2 separate regions of the Homo sapiens genome follow, and region 2 is linked to region 1. Evidence: read pairs that join two places in POLR2A ChIA-PET (ENCODE). Cell type or tissue: PC-9. All regions are shown on one strand. Each heading gives the region's core, and the rest is flanking DNA. Links, peaks and the distances in the headings are about the cores only.

Region 1 (2,909 bases), core at 129-2,628:
CTAGGTCTCTGGGAGAGGCCCTTCACCTGTCCCACCCTCCAGCTGGACCCAAAGCCCCAGCCAGTGGTCTGTTCCAGCCTCTCCTCCTGCTCTGTGCACTTCGTCAGCATCTGTCCAAGGCGTTAGGGGACCTTGGCAGGCCCAGTCCCACACCTGAAAAGCGCAGGGTCAGCTAATGATGCAGCCAAGGAGGCCTGTGTGGGGAGCTGGGAACATATGACAAGAGGGGACATGTAGAAGGGCCGACATATCCTGCTGCGTTCCCTGGAATGGCCGTTAAGGTGATGGGGCAAGCCATTCCCGCCCCCACTCCTGCCCCCTGTGTGGACCAGGAGAGGAGAGCTGGGCTGTGTGGCTCCAACCAGGAGGCGAGGGAAGGAGAGCCCGTGTAGCCCTTCTGCTCAGGACCCAGCAGGTGGGGCTAGAACTGGGTCGGCTCTCTCCTTTCTCTCCTTCTCTGTTAGAGCTTTCTAAAAAGGGTGGTAGGAAAGTCTCCATCTCCTTTTAGGAGGGAACTTGCATTCTTCGTAGCATAGTGAGCTGACAATCCAGGAAAATCCTGGAGGTTTGTGAAAGTCTACATGCACCCAGAGATGGACGTGAAGAGATTGCTGGGAGAAGCGAGGCTGGTGGGCCAACTGCAGGCCTGCACCAAGGGCTGTGTGGAATGCCTGCCTTTCCCCTCACGCTTTCGCTGAGATCTCACCAGGAAGACCTGAGAGCCCATCTTCTGGCTACACGCCTGTGGCCCCCGGCCCAAGTTGCCATAGTCACAAGCTCAGCAGGGGGGTCTTGCCAGAGCCTCACCTGGGGCAGGATGATGGTCTTTGAGTTGTCAGCCCACACCACCTCCACCTTGCTGCTGACGTCCACACGGGCCACCTGGCCCACCGATGGCTGCTGGGCAAAGGGGACAAAGTCAGGGGGCCCAGCTCAAGCTCCAGCTCCCCAGCCCCTCCTGTGCTCTGCAGTGACTGACATCATGCCCACCTGGCTTGTGACAAGGAACTTAGCTCCTCTGGTAAATGTAACCAGCGGCAGCTCAAGAAGCCTGACCCCAGAAGGGAGGCAGGGAAACAAGTCCTTCTGCAGCTGCTAGTGCTGAGCGGCAGCTTGACTCTGGGGCAGCTGCCCTTCTGAGGACACTGAGCCCAGAGGACTTTCAGGTCTTGTCTCCTAGAGCCACCTGGTGGCAGCATCAGGGACTGCAGCTGGTGCACAGGGCAGTGAGCAGCCATCCAGAACTTGAATTTGAAGGCGTACCTCATCCTCCTTGTGAGGAGCCCCATCCTCAGTATTGCCGATGCGGATGACGATGTCAGTTGTACGGAACCTAAAGTCAGGGTGGTCAGCAATGTCGTAAACACTCACATCTTCCTCTTCTCCAATCAGCTGTGGCACAGGACAGGTTGTCATGAGCTAGGGGTCCTACACCCAACCCCAGAGCCCACCTGAAGCAAGCAGTAGGGGCTGCACACACCTCCACGTCGTCCCCACTCGGCCTCAGCTTGAACCACTTCACCATGCAGGTACGGCCGATGTGGTCCCCAGACTGTACCACACCGTAGACAGCAGGGTCTGGACAGCTCTGGACTAGGGAACCAGAGAAAGGGAAGTGACTAGCTAAGGGATCCCGGCTAAGGAGCCCACATCTCAAGCCAGTGCAGAGTGCAGAACCCTGACCTTCCCCCGTCTTGGAAGTGGTGAGACCCCTTCATGAGGGCAGTCCCCTTCTGGACCTCATTTTAGCTCTGACCCCAGATCCACTGCCCATTCTCCACAAGCCCCAACCCGGGCCCTCATTGGCGACCACCCTGCTGGCTGCCCTTCCAGAGCTGGCACTACCTCGCTTATCTACCACGAAGTCTCCAGGGCAGAACTCGTTGTTGTCCAGGTGGTGCACAGGGAAGAGGTCGTTGGAGCGGATGTTGCATTCCACGGAGCCATCCTGCCACATCACGTCGGCTGAGGTCATCGTGGTCACCACCTCCACTGCCACCCTGCGGGTGCAGGCCAGTCAGCAGGCCATGCAAACCCCACCCCCTCCGCGGAAAGGGCAGAGAGTCTTTCTGTCCCTTCCTGTCCCTGTGGGCTTGGTAACCTGAAACTCTGAATCCCAGGTTGGCAGGATGAGTCTCTGGTGCACAGGAAGCTCACCCAGGGTTCCAAGGCCACGCATTCTCTGAGAACAGGATCCACTTGGGAGAGCTCAGGCAAATGTGGTTCCAGAAGGCCAAGCTTAAGGCCACCACCATCCCACCCTCTGCACCACTCCTCAGTCTCTGCTTTCCACCAGGGCCTACCCCAGGCACCTACGTTGTCTCGGGTGGGAGCCCCGGAGCCACTACAAGGCATGCAGAGGTGTGTGTGCGAGCGCAGGCACGCACACCGAGGGGACGCGCACTCTGCCTGGCTTCACGCTGACGCCATTGGGGAGGGGCACAACTCTGAGTTTACCTGTCCCCTGGCTTGAAGTCTCGAGTGATTTTATTCTTCTTCCTCTTGTGTTTGCGCTTTAAGTTCTTGATGGACAAGGGGATGCTCTTTTTGCGACTCGTGCCGCTGCCGCTCTGGGAGGAAGTGGTGGAGCTGGCAGAGGAGGTCACCGAACTGGTGTCGTCCGTGTCATCAGCAGCCTCATCATCTGCGTCCTGCTCTGCCGAGTGCAGCCTGTCATCTCTGCCTTCTTTTAGCAGGAATGGGGGCAGCTGCTCTCCTGCCTCGTGGGGCTCCTCTGCACCCTCGTCCTGCATCTCCACTGGACTGGCAGAGCCATCGGGCGTCTCCTCAGGGCTGGCAGACTCCGCTTCGCTCTTGGTTTTGGATTCCCCCTTCTTGTCTGGGTCTTCCATGGAATGGTCCCGGGAACACTGGGTGTCTGGGGAGCATGACATGATCCGCACAACCTG
Region 2 (2,909 bases), core at 260-2,759, 49 kb after region 1:
GAGAACACAGCCTACCTGTGTCTAGGGGTGACCTGGACAAAGCTGACCCAAGGATCCATCCAATACAGTCAGCCTGGATTGAAGGACATTAAATCCTCAATCACAGAGTATAGCTAACGAATGAAACAAAGGCAAATAACTTGGAGTAGATAAATCCAGAGAGTTATCCAGTAACACAATTCAATTTTATTCTCAACTACAGCAAATTCCAATAAGCATTTTGCTCTTCCCTGGCTATAACTGCACACATCAAGTGGCTCCTGACAGAGTCCCCCCGTGGCTGGCTGGAATGTCAGAAGATGAAGCAATTCCGAACGGGCACTCTTGCTCAGTAAGAGCTGCAAATGTGGATGGGCAGCATTTAGACCATGACCTTCTCCAGGACTGGCACCCATTCATGGGCAAGTGGAGCCTCAGGAAGGAGCTACAGTTAAAAATACCGAGATCCTATTAAGTGAGAAAAGTGATAGCCTCTTGTAAACTGGAAAGCACATTATAGACGTTCCTGATTGTAACTTGCCCCTTTTGATTGTCATTTTAAATCAGCAACTCCCCATCGCCATCCAGAAGCAGGCTAAGCCTTGGGCAAGGAAATTCCAAAAGCTTCCATCAGAATAGGAGCACAGATCATATCCTCCTGGGTGAAAACCCACATGTCACAGAAAACCACCCTGACTCCAACTCTGAGGGGACCGACCACCAGCGGCAGCTGACACTGATCACGTGCCCAGGACTGTTGTGCTGGCAATTCATGTTATACACGACAATTGCACCCTTTTAAAAAGTGCTGGCCCCCAACAGGTTCCACTGGATTCCATGAGCCCCCATGGTGGGTTAAGTAGTAAAAAATAGAAAAAGTTCCTCTTAGTATAACAGGAAAATGAAAAAACAAAAACAAACAAAAAAAAAAACCAAACAAACAAAACAGAGAGAAACAGGGATAAAAGTGAAGTAGAGATGGGGAAGGTGCAAAGAGGCCTCTAATGTCCTAAAGCAAAAACACACGGAAACTGAAGGGAACAGAAACTGAAATTGAGGTGGAACTCAGCCTCTCCAAGGAATCCTTCCTGAACCTGTCTCATGACTCAGCATTCCCAGCCGAAGGATGACAGCAGCAGAGCGGACAGGAGGTCAAGTTGGAGCTCCTAATGGAGCTGACCACTTCTGAGGCAACACAGAAATGCCAGTTACGTGGAGTGTCTGCACACTTGTTTTGCTCTAGGAGGTGGAGTTGGGGAATAAAACTGAACTGCAGTTCAGTGTTGGAATGAATCAGACTACAGAGGTTGCTTCATTCAACATTGAGGGGCAGTCAAAGGTTCTCTAGAAATGCAATGTGTTTTTGACAGTTATTTTGAGAATGACTGAGGGGTCAGGGAATGAAAAGAGTGGAATCTGCAGAAGCACACCGCCAGTGCGAATGCAGTGTTCCTCCCGTCCTGCTCCCTACCCATCATCTCCCTCCCTCCTGCCTGCCCACTGGCACAACTTCCACCTATCCCAACATCCTGTGCCTCTCTCCTTCCTCACTTGTAGTACCTCCTATTACACTAAGACTTTCAACTGTTTAAAGAAGGGATGATTAATGCCAACCACAAGGCTTGTGATTCATGTTGGATCAGGGCACTCGGTCACGTATAGTAATGATCTCTGAATCCTGAACTTAAGTATTCTCAGGTGAGAACAAAGTACATTTAGTTCAATTTGTATTCAGATTCCTCCACTTAGAAGTGTGACACTGGGCAATTTACTTAACCTCTCTGTTCCTCAGCTTCCTTCTCTGGAATATGGGGCTAATAATAGCACCACAGGGTTGTTGTGAGCGTGAAGTAAAACATCTAAAGCACTAAGAGTGCCTGGCACACAGTAACAGTATCCTGGATCATGACTGCTCTTATTACCTTAAAATATAAAGCAATACTCTATCATCTTTGTAATTTATAATCTCATTACCAGTCTTGAGAATTTCAAGAGACCTTTCAGACTCTGGAAACATACATACATACATACAGATTCATTCCATCCCCCTCCTGGAGGACGGCCGGGGTTACTTTAAATGTGCATTACTGAATTTCTCACAAAGTAACAGAGGTAGGAAGTTCATGAGTATTTCTAGAAGAGGTTTAATAAAGTCAAACCTATAATCCATCTGGTCACTAGCAACACGAGCCATTAGGAATTCCTATGCCCCTGAAACAACCACCTTCCCCACAACCCGCCTCGTGCACCTTTTGCTTCCCAAGGTGCCTCTTTGGTGCAGCATCACCCTCTTTCTCATGGAAGTGATCTTCTGAAGGCACAGGGCTGGCTCTCTCTGACAGACATCAGAATGCTGTCTGCTAATAACCAAGTGGCCATCCTAGGCTTGACCCAGCTACACTTCTGGTTATTCCATCCGAGCAGGATCATATCGGGGTTAGGAAGATAGACCTCTTATTTCATTGCAGAGGGAGAAAATGAGGCAGTGACTTGGTCAAGGTCATTCAGAGTAGGTGACAGCCAGGAAGAGCACCCAAGGGTTTTGGCTTCCAATCACAGTACAAAACACACACCCTTCATCTGGGGAAAGTACCCTTGAGTCAGGCAGCAGCCAGACAGAAGCACCATCAGGGCACTGAGGCCCGAGGGCTAGAAGGGGAAAAATCAAGGGACAAAGAATAAAATCACAGAACAGCTGTTAAGAGTCTACAAGTGCTGTGATCCTATCTGAATAAAACGCAATTTAGATTCACTTAGTCCTGCATCTTGGTTAACCTTATATAACTTCTTCACATTACATCACTAAGAACAATTGCTTTTAATGGGCCCAGCACCCAGACAAGTGAGACAAACTTCACGTGCCATGATGCTACACCTAAATAGCTTTCCCCATGGAAATGCTGGCCAGCGTAGGAGCCAAAAATAAACTG

The links. Peaks named below come from ENCODE experiments on the same cell type or tissue, not always from the same donor. Only the 100,000 strongest peaks of a DNase experiment are listed, where the experiment ranks them.
Region 2: POLR2A ChIA-PET joins it to region 1 with 5 read pairs; 12 of 35 experiments call an interaction of 5 or more read pairs at or near these places.

What each region holds. Positions count from the first base shown.
Region 1 is chr17:76,396,992-76,399,900 of GRCh38, forward strand. It overlaps UBE2O (ubiquitin conjugating enzyme E2 O), which reads right to left. Exons shown (of 18, transcript NM_022066.4): 9 at 2,458-2,909; 10 at 1,846-2,000; 11 at 1,481-1,593; 12 at 1,264-1,392; 13 at 808-897. Among named protein-coding and RNA genes, the nearest start is that of SPHK1, 14 kb to the left of the region's middle. RefSeq lists an enhancer at 1,911-2,411. In PC-9, for the core only: CTCF peaks have their summits at 1,208 (motif pointing left) and 1,409; a DNase peak (open chromatin) is centred at 1,200.
Region 2 is chr17:76,445,563-76,448,471 of GRCh38, forward strand. All of the region lies in intron 1 of UBE2O (ubiquitin conjugating enzyme E2 O), which reads right to left. Among named protein-coding and RNA genes, the nearest start is that of UBE2O, 6.1 kb to the right of the region's middle. In PC-9, for the core only: no CTCF peak of the experiment used is centred there; DNase peaks (open chromatin) are centred at 1,219 and 1,579; H3K4me3 peaks cover 1,503 bases; H3K27ac peaks cover 2,500 bases.